Linked DNA regions of Homo sapiens: region 2 is linked to region 1. A link is an interaction called in ENCODE POLR2A ChIA-PET data of the cell type or tissue named here. Cell type or tissue: GM12878. All regions are shown on one strand. Each heading gives the region's core, and the rest is flanking DNA. Links, peaks and the distances in the headings are about the cores only.

The links. ChIA-PET counts read pairs that join two places held together with the same protein. Peaks named below come from ENCODE experiments on the same cell type or tissue, not always from the same donor. Only the 100,000 strongest peaks of a DNase experiment are listed, where the experiment ranks them.
Region 2: POLR2A ChIA-PET joins it to region 1 with 11 read pairs; 3 of 35 experiments call an interaction of 5 or more read pairs at or near these places.

The regions. Positions count from the first base shown.
Region 1 is chr12:29,672,455-29,678,247 of GRCh38, forward strand. All of the region lies in intron 5 of TMTC1 (transmembrane O-mannosyltransferase targeting cadherins 1), which reads right to left. Among named protein-coding and RNA genes, the nearest start is that of TMTC1, 110 kb to the right of the region's middle. In GM12878, for the core only: no CTCF peak of the experiment used is centred there; no DNase peak of the experiment used is centred there.
Region 2 is chr12:29,747,900-29,753,692 of GRCh38, forward strand. It overlaps TMTC1 (transmembrane O-mannosyltransferase targeting cadherins 1), which reads right to left. Exons shown (of 18, transcript NM_001193451.2): 5 at 3,767-3,973. Among named protein-coding and RNA genes, the nearest start is that of TMTC1, 33 kb to the right of the region's middle. In GM12878, for the core only: no CTCF peak of the experiment used is centred there; a DNase peak (open chromatin) is centred at 2,902; H3K4me3 peaks cover 414 bases.

The DNA of each region.
Region 1 (5,793 bases), core at 624-4,623:
TCAGTCCATTTGAATCTCTCCCCCACCTCACTTTCTATCCCACCTTTATACTGGAACATAGGCTGGGGTTTGTGCTCCAGATCCAGGCAGCTTCAATTTAGGGCAGAGAGAGGAGAAAGTCCCATTTAAACATCTACAAATTCACTTTCTCCAATCTAGTTTTCAATCTAGGGCCCTCCATAGCCCTCCTCTCACCCCATCCTCATTCACATGCTCTGAAGCAACTCTAATAACAACGACAATAAATCCAGAAGCTCTCAGACACACGTACACACTGAGTTCTCTCAGGGGCCAAGTAGGACATTTGGCATCCTGGGCTTTTCTGCAGACCACAGCTCCTCCTGAAATAGATCACTTGGCTGCACTGCAGACAAAGGCCTGCAGTAAAGTAGGTGGCCTCATAAAACGCAACACCCGTTATAAGGAGGTAAACAATGTAGAGAAAAAGAAAACTTTTCCTGGTTCAAACAAACCTATCCAGAGAACAGCTGACTTTTCTGGCCCCCACCCCTAATGCCCTTTCAATTTAAGATAGGATGGTTGACTGTCAGAGCCACAAGAGCTAGAAAGTGGGGAATCCAGTCATTGCTGCACTATATTGGCAAACACCTGTAAAATAAATTCACTTTCTTATAAAAATCTTACTTTGAGAAGATTTCAGTTTTATTTCACTTGGAACTCTATTTTTTGCATTGAGGGGAGATACATTATACTTTAAGAAAAAAGTGAAAATGTGAGGTTTCAACTCTAGTCAATTTGGTTTTATTTTCAAATTCCAATACTCACTTGCTTTGAAACTCCTGAGAAGAAAGCTATAGCTAAGATTTCAGAGTAGAAATAAGAATCACAGCCGCTCTTAGCATAGATCATACATTGCATGCAAACAACTGTCATTCAGATAACTGTCAGCATGTCAATGTTTGTGTAAAACGCTTTTCAATATTGTGAAAATCAGAAATCCATAATAATTAAGTCTACATGATTATTTTTAAAGGCATGCTTCTTATGTTCATATAATTTTTCGAACATTCTTCTAATTTCCTTCTAGACCTAAGTGACTCATTTTAAAACATAACATAAAAAGCCCAAGTAGGAAAGTTGCCAAAGGAACTAGAAATTCCAGTCTCTGTCCAATTATTCATATATGTATATTTACATATTTAATTATATTTATTTATATTTTACTTATCGTTTCCAAAGAAAAAAATTGAGAAGATAATTTTATAACATTGCATTTTGCTAAGTGTTCATTATCTCTGTGTAAGATGCTATGGCTGCCAGAGGGACTTCTTTTTTTTTTTTTTTTTTTTTTTTTCTTTTTTGAGATGGAATTTTGCTCTTGCTGCCCAGGCTGGGGTGCAATGGTGAGATCTCGGCTCACCACAACCTCTGCCTCCCAGGTTCAAGCGATTCCCCTGCCTCAGCCTCCCAAGTAGCTGGGATTTCAGGCATGTACCACCATGCCTGGCTAATTTTGTATTTCTAGTAGAGACAGGGTTTCTCCAGGTTGGTCAGGCTGGTCTCGAACTCCCAATCTCAGGTGATCTGCCAGCCTCGGCCTCCCAAAGTGCTGGGATTACAGGTGTGAGCCACCACGCCCAGCCTTGCCAGAGGGACTTCTCAGGGTCCCTTTATGTTATGCTCTCGAAGGACAGTACTCTTGACAACACAGAGGCAGCTGGTGTGGTGAAGCAACCACAGGCCCTGGGGTCACAGAGATCTGGGTTTGAATTCCAGCTCATTCAGTTATAAGCTAGGAGACTACGCAGGCCTTTTAGCCTCCCTAGGTCAAGATAATTTCCACCTTACAAAGTCATCAAAAATATTTCTATGAGATGATATATGCAAGTGTCTCACCACAGTGCCCAGCACATAAAGGTGCTCAAAGTAGCATTATTAGAATAGTAACCAGAAATCAGCTGAAAATACTAAAACCCTATGGCCTATCCTTCAAGACCAGAAAAAAACAATCAGAAACAAATGAGTAAAGGAATGCAGCTAGGATTAGTAGAGGAAAAGATTTAATCTCTCTCAAGTTCTGTCAGCTCCCTCCTTCCTGGAAGGAAAAGAAAAAAAGAACGAAATATTTTCCTAGAAGACAAAGCTATAATTCAGCATTCAACACTCTTCTTGCTGACGGGACTCCTTTAGTTCAGCTGTAAAGGTTGTCCATGCACAAGGCAGCCAGCTCAGGAGGAGGGAGGGAGGTGGCCTGTGAGGGCTCAAATCCAGCCCATGCTCTGTTCAACGACCTGTGGTGCCCAGGCACTGGCTTTACCTGCCGTAAAGAAGGGGGGGCCTTTTCCTAATTTACTCAAAAGAGCAAGAAGTGCCCACACCTCAAACATCACGCACCCACCATGCCTCATGCCCACAGTGTTTTCTATTTTGCATAAAGATCCCCAATGGGCCAGCAGCAGCCCTGATCTACTACTATGATTATTACTTAATACCCACTAGACAGCTTCATTGTCCTAATGATTTTCACAGGGGCTTGTTTAATCTAATGTTTCCATTTTCTTTGCAGCCAATTTCATTTTCTCACTGACATATTACAGCAGTGTTGCTATATTTCCAGTCACCGGACCATGTGCAAAGTAACTTAATGTTAAAATGAAGAATAACATTGGTTTCTGTCTTAATTCAGCTAAGTTTCCCTTGCAGATTCAGCATGGTACTTTGTACAGTAGTCATTTAATTCATCAAACTGTGTTTAAAAAAATCCTAACCATACAAGTCTTAACACCACATTTACAAACCCCACAAACATCAGGGCCCAATTTGAGACTGTTATTTTAACAAACACAATTTTCCTGTCCTAAACTTAACTCAAGTCCAACTGAACGTCCACTGAAAGTTTTCCAGTCTAAAGTTTCCAGATCATAGAGATTTTCATACATGAAGCTGGATTTTCATCCAGTGTGACCAACCCATTCAGTTTGCCTGGCACTAAGGAGCTTCGTGGGACACAGGACCTTCAGTACTAAAACTGGGACAATCCTGGAAAAACCTGGTCACCCTGTGTGCCATCCTCTAGTAAGCTGGTACAGTACAGTAGAATAAACTGCTAAGGAGTAGTTCTGCAAAAGTCAAAGAAAAAAGTGGTTTCTCTGTGCCCTGGACACACATGCAAATACACACACACACACACACACACACACACACACACACACACACCCTCCATGACTTTCTGTTTCTTGTGAATAAGAGTTTAATCAAAAACGAGTGTTTCTCTGGTGGAAGATATCTACTAATTGGTTCAACTTGTTAATTCTGAAAACATGAGAACTAGAATTTTCTCACCCACGCTTTCCAGCTGTCAGACAAATCTTTTCATCTAACTTGGATGAGCCAATATAAGGTATTCTTAATAGCATTGTTCCATGAAAGTAACAAAATGGAAAGGAGGGAAGGAAGAGACAAGGGTTTAATAACCATTAAGACTGTACAGAGTCCCCCTCTGTGTGCAATCAATGGAATTATAATGACTTTGTTTAGTGGATGATAAAGCTGCCTGGTTGATTCTAACAGAAGCTGATATTTCAAAAACGAAATTGAATCAAGCTTACGCCATTAATTAAAAGGAATTTGATGGTTTTCATTTTAAAGCACACCATATCTATAAAGGATGGACACAATAGTGCCTAAATAATCTTAGCTGCAAATAACCTAAACATTCAACAAAACTAAAATTCCAAAACCTCACACTTGTAATTTTGAAACATTTATCTGTTCATACACTGCTACGTGTGTCAGATATCCATTTTAATTTTTAAATATTGGTTAGGACTTAATTTAAAAGTTTGTGAGTTTTCCTATTTTATGTAACTTTCTTTTACTACCTTTTCCTTGTATATGCAAGCTTTATTGACTATAAGATTATCCAAAATGATTCCCACTCTCCTTAAATATGAAGACTCCAATTTTCTGGGTCCTATCACTATTATCAGCACTCAGTGGTCTCTTACTCTGACAAAAGAACCAAACTGTAAAAGTTAAGCGAATACTTCAGACTGACAAAAGCAATAGATGTTAATCAGGAGAGAATCAAACTCCAGAGCATATATTTTGATACATCCTTTGCTCAAGTAGGAAACCTGATGCCTGCATTCCTGCCATAGTCAGTCAGAGATCGATTTCCAGGGATCCCATCTACACTCTGCCTTCAAACGAAAGGTCACCTCCAGGAGCGATGCACTGGGCACAGTCTCTCTTCAAGACGTGAGGACACGGCAAATGGTGCTAATTCCACTAGGCAGGGGATTAAAAATCATGATTGATCACCAATTTTCTAACTAGCACTCTATGAGAAACTGATAGAAGATGATGCCCTCGTGCAGCCAAATGAAGCATTTTGTGGGCATGCTGGAATGAACCCTGAAGCCAGGCCATATCAGTGTGGGCAGTTGGGGAGTCATTAAGTCTTGACAGAGCTGGCTGGCATGCCACAGTGTGTGAAGAAGAAAAACATCCTGTCCTCCTATAATATGATTTGAGGGCCAAAATAATACAATTCACATCAGGCCCTCCAGAGGAGATGCAGACAAGGTCCAAGTCTGGTCCTTCTGTGGAAATGAAAGTACTGACAGGCACACAGATATCCCTCTGCCTAAAAGCATTTATCATTTTAAGCCATTAGGATTTTCAGTTCCACCTTCAAGAAAACAGCATAAATAAATTCACTGGCCTCTAATTTTGCTGTTTCTCTTCTTTATCTAGTCAATGTAATGGGTTTCAGGATCAAGGTTATTACAAATAAAAATAAAATCAGATTTGCAGCATGAATAACCCTTTATCTGCATGTCTGTTTAGTACCTTGTGATTTTTTTGTTGTTGTTTATTTGTTTTTGTTCTTACCACATCTTAACAGGACCAATGGGCCTACTCACTAATAAGCACATCCTGCAGTTATTTCCATACATAAAATATGTGCCATAAAATATGCATAGAAGCACAAGCAACCCAAACAAGATAAATGAATTAATCCTACTGTATGAGCCATTCTCAGACAACTAAATGATTTAATTTCTTCATTTACAAAAGACAACTATTCCATCGTTATACCGCGGTAGCCCCCTTTATCTGCAGTTTCAGTTACCTGCAGTCAATTGCCGTCCAAAAATAGGAAATGGAAAATTCCAGAAAGAAAAAATTCATAAGTTTTAAATCACATGCCTTTTAAGTTGTTCCGAGTAGCATAATGAAATCTCACATTATCCCACTTGGTCCCACTTGGGAAGTGAATCCTCCCTGTGTCCGGCATATCCACTCTGTTCACCCATTAGTGATGTAGCAGCCAGCTCAGTTATCAGATCGACTGCCGCAGCATCACAGTGCTTGTACTCAAGGAACCCTTATTTTACTTAATAATGCCCCACACATGCAAAAGCAGCGATGCTGCCATATGGCTATAATTGCTCTATTTTATTATGTTATTGTTGTTAATCTCTTACTGTACCTAATTTATAAATTAAACTTCATCACAGGTATGTATATATAGGAAAAAACGTAGCAATAGTATGTCTAGGATTTGGTACTATCCATGGTTTCCGGCATTCACTGGAGTTCTTGATACGTATCCCCCACAGATAACAGGGAAGTAATTTATTTTAGAAATTTAATAAACTAATATTTCTGCAACATTCTGAAACTCATTTACTGAACAACTTCATCTGTTGGTGATACATACAAGAATCAGAGATGAACAAAAGTCACTTCTGAGCAATCAAAACTAATATTTCAAACTCACAATTTTCTGACTTTCATTTCTAAAACAAAATAAAACCATAGAGA
Region 2 (5,793 bases), core at 920-4,919, 76 kb after region 1:
AGAGCCATGATTTAAACACTCTGTCTGCAGAGTCAGAGATCTTAAGAACTATGATAACGTTGCCTCTTCCAACTTTTATTTGCTTTACCTGATCACCTTCTGACAAAAGTACAAGCACAATTTTCAAAAGTAATTGTAACAGTAATCAAATATATACTCAAAGGTATGACACTGTTTTTTGTTTTTTGTTTTCCAAAGAGAAAACATATATGACAACTTTCCATTGGGGGAAGATGGTCCGGGACCATAAATACATTAACTTAGTGAGAATCCGGCCCAATTCCAGCTGTGCTATCTGCTGCTCTCCAATCATCACTCTTTCTAAAATAGCCTGCTACCTGAGGTTAAAAAGATGAAAAAGTAATCTACAAAGCATGTCACCTAGCTCAATGTATTAGCACCAATACCCCATACTGAAGCAAGTCAAGAGGTGTCTCATTTGTGGAACCCGAGATGACTACAAGAATCTTTGTACCTGCTGAGAGTTCAATGGAGAGGCCAGCTCCACATAGAAATCAAACAAGCACCCTGCCTCTTCCCCAAAGCTTAGCCCTCGCTCTGGACTCTGGGCTTTAGAGCACAGTAAATGGTCAAAGCACAAGTTTAGGAGTCAAACAGTCTGGGTTCCAATCCTGACCCTACCACTTACTATGTGAACTTGGACAAGGTTTTTTAACCTCTAAGCCTCAGTTTCTTCATAGCAATGGGAGTTACAACATCTACCCTAAAAGTGATACCACAGTGGTTGGATAGAATAACACATGGGACATGCTAGCCCCCTTTCTGGTACATAGTAGTTGGATAATAGAAAGTTTTCTTCCCCCTACTGAGGGACCTTCTCACTGGTGTGCTGGAACTGGCTGACACTGGTTTGGAAGAGCTGACAAAGTTTTAGGAATTTTACAAGTCGCTTACTTAAAAAACAGCCATTATTAAAAATTCAAGTAAATAAACTTAAAATTAAATATGTCATATTTTAAACAAGGTAGTACATATTCAAAGCTCACTACTCTTGAGTTGGCTTTTTGCTTCACTTTGCTATTATCTATGCTTTTGAGGTTATTTATGTCTATTGCATCCGTCTGGTAGAAACATGGCATCATGGCGGACTATGACAGCTCTCACAACTCCATGGTCAGTGAAGTCACACTCGTAGCTTGCAATCAGCCACAGTGGGAGTATTTACATTAGCAAACACTACAAATCAGGAGTCCCGTTCTTTGGAGAGCCAGTTATTAAACAATTAGCAGCATACCAGAGGAATTCATATTTCTTCCTACCCTTTCTGCTCCAGCATCATTCATCTCTCCTCTCTACAGGTTATCTAAGGATACACACACACACACACGTCTGAAAAGAAAAATGAACATTCCTCCCACTAACAACCTTTTCCCCATTTCTTCATTGGCAAATTTATTGAAAATGTTCCATCTATGCTTAATTTCCAACACTTTCTTATCATCCACTCATCAACTGATCCATGTCACAAATATTTAAGCAGCTGTTATCGGCCAGACACTGTGACAGGAGCTGGCAACACATCTATGAGACACCCTGGCATGAACCTGCCCTAACCAAGTTCATAGTCACATGGCAGCCTAGCTTCTGTCCCACCTTAAACATCTCCAGTGATCTCTGTACTCCTTTAGCCTCCATTTAAAAAATTCACGATTTCCCCAATTGTTTCACCTTCTTTCCCTCCATGGCCCTCAACAAAAATGTCCAGATTTTCTCAGTGTTTTAACCCTTTATTCCTCTTCCCTTTTCCTTGGGAATTTCATGCATTATTATGATTTTATTCTCTCCCCAACCCCCAGAAAATCTATTACTCCCCTAATTTTTCCACTTAGTAACTAATGCCACCATCCACCCACCTGGTTAAGCCAGAAACTTGGAAATCCTTGTTTCCTTCCTTTCCCTCTCCCCATCATCACAAACATTAATTAGCGAGTCCTATTGGGTCTGTATCAGAAATGTATCTCAAATCCACCTCATCTCTTCATTGCAGTTTCCATGACTCTCAGCTAAGACCCCCTTTCCCTCACTCAGCTTGTGTGAAAGCCTCCTAACCCTTTTCCCTCCTTCATGATTGCCCCCAACAGCCTGCACCACGAAGAGGCCAGAGGGAACGTTTTTAAAAGAAATGTTATCATAACTGTCTATACACACACACACACACACACACACACACACACAAACTCCAGTATCTTCCCATTCCCCTCAGAATAAAATCCAAACCTGCTTCCACAGCCAGCACAGCCCTTCACCTGTGCCCTGCCCCCTCCTTGCCCTCACCCCTTCTCCTCCCAATTTGCTATGATCCTCAAGCCTGGAACCCTCTGCCAGATCCCTGCACATCTTCACTGGCAATTCACCTCATTCAGGAGGATTTGGAAGCCTTCCCTGGCCAACCAACCCAAATGCCCCCAGGCTAAGCCATCACTCTCCATCACACCCTGCCTAACTCTCTTCTGAGCACTCACATTGTTCAGTCAGTGTTGATTATTTATTGTCTACCTTCCTCTACTAGAAGAAAAGCTACACAAGAGCAAGGACCTTGTCTTTCTTATTTACCAGGACACTCCTGGTGCCTAGAACATGCCTGGCACTTGTCAGCCCCTCAACAGATATTTATTGATGAATGAACAAAAGAATGAATGAATGGGGCAAGATAAAAAAACAAACATAGGCAAAGGCAAGAATAACTGGAAACAAAGACTGCAGAAAGAGGGAGTTTTAAGGGACTACACAGAAGAGTAACAACAGCAATCTGAAGTGGTAAAGTGCTAATCTTATGAATGGAATTTCCATATGTTAAACTAATTGAGAGGTCATTAGGCTAAGGTGACTCTGGCACCCTGCATCCCTACATCAGCAGAGAAACTCAACTCAGTGTAAATGGTAAAATGAAACCAAGCTTAACCACTAACTAACCTCTAACTAGGGACTTTCCACTGGAATGATCCACATAGGGCTACTACTCCCCTTTAACCAATCAAATATTTCCTTTGCTCTGTTTCTGCGTTTGCCCTATAAAAGCTTCCCCACACCCTGTCCCAGCAGGGGAGCCCCAAAGCACTGGCAGTCTGGAGCTGCCCAATTCATTATTCACTGTCTGCTCAAATAAACTCTTTAGCTTTTTAATGTGCCTCAGTTTATCTTTTAACATATATCTGTTATATTCTGACTTGTCTGTGGCCTGAAACATTTTAGAGACAGCCTAATTTAGGGAGCAACACCTGTGCTGATAAATCCATGCTAATTTTCACAGCTAGGTCAAAATATCACAAAAAAGGAAGAAAATAAAGACAGTCATGTGCTGTAAAGATTTTCATACATCTTCAAAAACATTTCAGAAAGGAAGAGTCCTCTGGGTTTCCTCCCATATTTGGACTGTAATAAATTCAGATCAAACACAAAGAGCAGAGAGAGAGAGGCAGGAGAAGGGGAGGGAGAACGTTCTCCTCCCCCAGGAAACGTAGGGCGCCCATCTTCTGATGCCTGAGGCTGCAGGGACCCACACCCCATCACAGGCAGGCAGCAGGGCTTCCACTTGCTTCCTCTAACTACTCCTTTCTTATCCATTAGAATATAGGGAAGGAAGGGAGGGAAATAGGGACAGGAAGAAGGGGGTAAGGAGGGAAGCATGAAGAGAGGGAGGTCACAGTGTGCTGACTCAGTGCTTCACTTCCCCAGGCATCCCAGGCTGCACTAGGTGATGCTGGACATTGAAAACATGCAGGGACCAAGAAACCCAGCCCAGTACCTCATCATGGACCACACAGCTCGTGGGGACACTGGGAATCCACTGCTCTTGGGTTCTGGTGGCAGTGGAGAGTGGCAGCCACCCCAAGCTCCTTTGTGAGGGAACCGCTGCTGCTTCCCATTCTCCCGGTGAGGATGGCCTGGCAGTGAGGAGGGCTGGGGGCTCCCGGGCTGCTGTGGGCTGCGTGGACAGAGGGCCCCATTGCTCCTGTTGTGCATGGAATTGAGGGAAAACAAAGTCAACCAGAATGACAAGGCTTACAACAACCGATAGCAGTAAACTGCCCCACCCACAAGTCTTGCTTCCTGGAAACAACCATTCTCAAGTCTTTAGCCCTTGTGTTTCTGATATTTACTGCCATATTATTAAAACAACATAATTATGAATGTTTTTTCAATTTTAGACCTTATCGTATTGACCTAGTATAGAACACTGTAACTCAGTCTTTGTTAGATGGCCACCAACACACACACACACACACACACTCAAACACACACTTCTTCACCCCTCACCCTCCAAATAGGTTTCTCTCAGAATATTTGGTTGCAGTGGTATTAAGGATTTACATTATTATAATCTTGTAAGATATTGCTCATAGCTGAACCATCCAATTAATTACATTTTTTTCTGTTATGAATTCTCTGAGAAACCACTCAGTTATGTGAGTAACTCACATAACCCACTAGATGGGCAAAAATTTAAACATCTGATACTACCAAGGGATGATCAGAAAGTGAAACAAAGAGGATTCTCATTCCTGCTAGAACCATTTCAGGAGCAATGTCTCGGGATGTAATGCAGTTAACGTGCATCTATCCTTTGCCCAGCAACTACACTTCCATGGCTACGCCTGAAAGAAACCTTCACGTATTTGCACAAGAATATATGCACAGAAATTTCACTGCAGCTTAGTTTATAATAGCAAAAATGTAGAAATAAACTAAATTCCAAACCCAGAAAAATGGATAATGATAATTAAATACTATACAGCAGTTAAGATAAATGAAATACAGCTACATATATCAACACTGATATATCTCAAAAGCCCAATGGTAAATGAAAAAAAAAAGCAAGTGATACCATTTATGTAAAGTTTGAAAGTATGTAAAATAACACTTTTGCTATTCACTAGCATGTGTGTATATGAAGTAAAGTCCTAGAAACTATCATGGAAATGAAAAGTGCCAAATTCAGGATTGTGATTCCCTCTGGAGAGAGAGGATAAGGACTGTGGACAGAGAATGTTATTTTCTAGATGTTGGAAATTATATCCTGAATTTTTAAAAAAGAAAGATAATTTTCAGGAGCTGATTTTGTACTGAAAATCTTTCCTCCTAAAGATGATGTCAAATAGAAGAAATCTCATTCCATCCATGTGGGGCCAATCTTAAAATTTAGGAATAAACTGCACTTGTAGGAAAGTACTTGCAACATTTTGTTTCTATTACTGTTTCTTTCCTGCTTCCTGAATCATACGATGAAAGATCTCAAGAACCACCTAGTGCTAAGATGTTTATTCTAAATTAGCAGATAAAGTAGGGACTGGGGAGTAGACCCCTAGGTGCTTGTGTAAAACTCTGTGTATATGTGCATTCCTCTGGGGACATAACTTTGTGAAATTCTCAAGAGTCCACGACCCCCCAGATACTCAGAACCTTTGAGCTGTGTAACTGTCATGGTGCCTGAGCAGCAGACGTCCTGCGAGGTCTCCTGAGTCCCTGTCATATGTTCCTCCCTGGAAGCAATGGTGCTCCGGGCTAACCCTGTGAATCTGGAGCCACGCGGACATGGGTTCAAATCTTGGCTCCTCTTGGGCTGGCTGACTGTGGGGAGGATACTTTCTGTGCCTCTGTTTTCTCCTTTGTAAAATGAGGATAAAGATTGTTGCAAGCAAATGGCATGGCACAGTGCCTAGCACAGGGCCCGCCCTTAGGTGATATCACCCATCTTTGGCCAGGTCTCCGTGTTACATCCTCTGGTTCCTTCCTACCACTTTTTACAACTGTAATCAATCACTCGTCAAATTA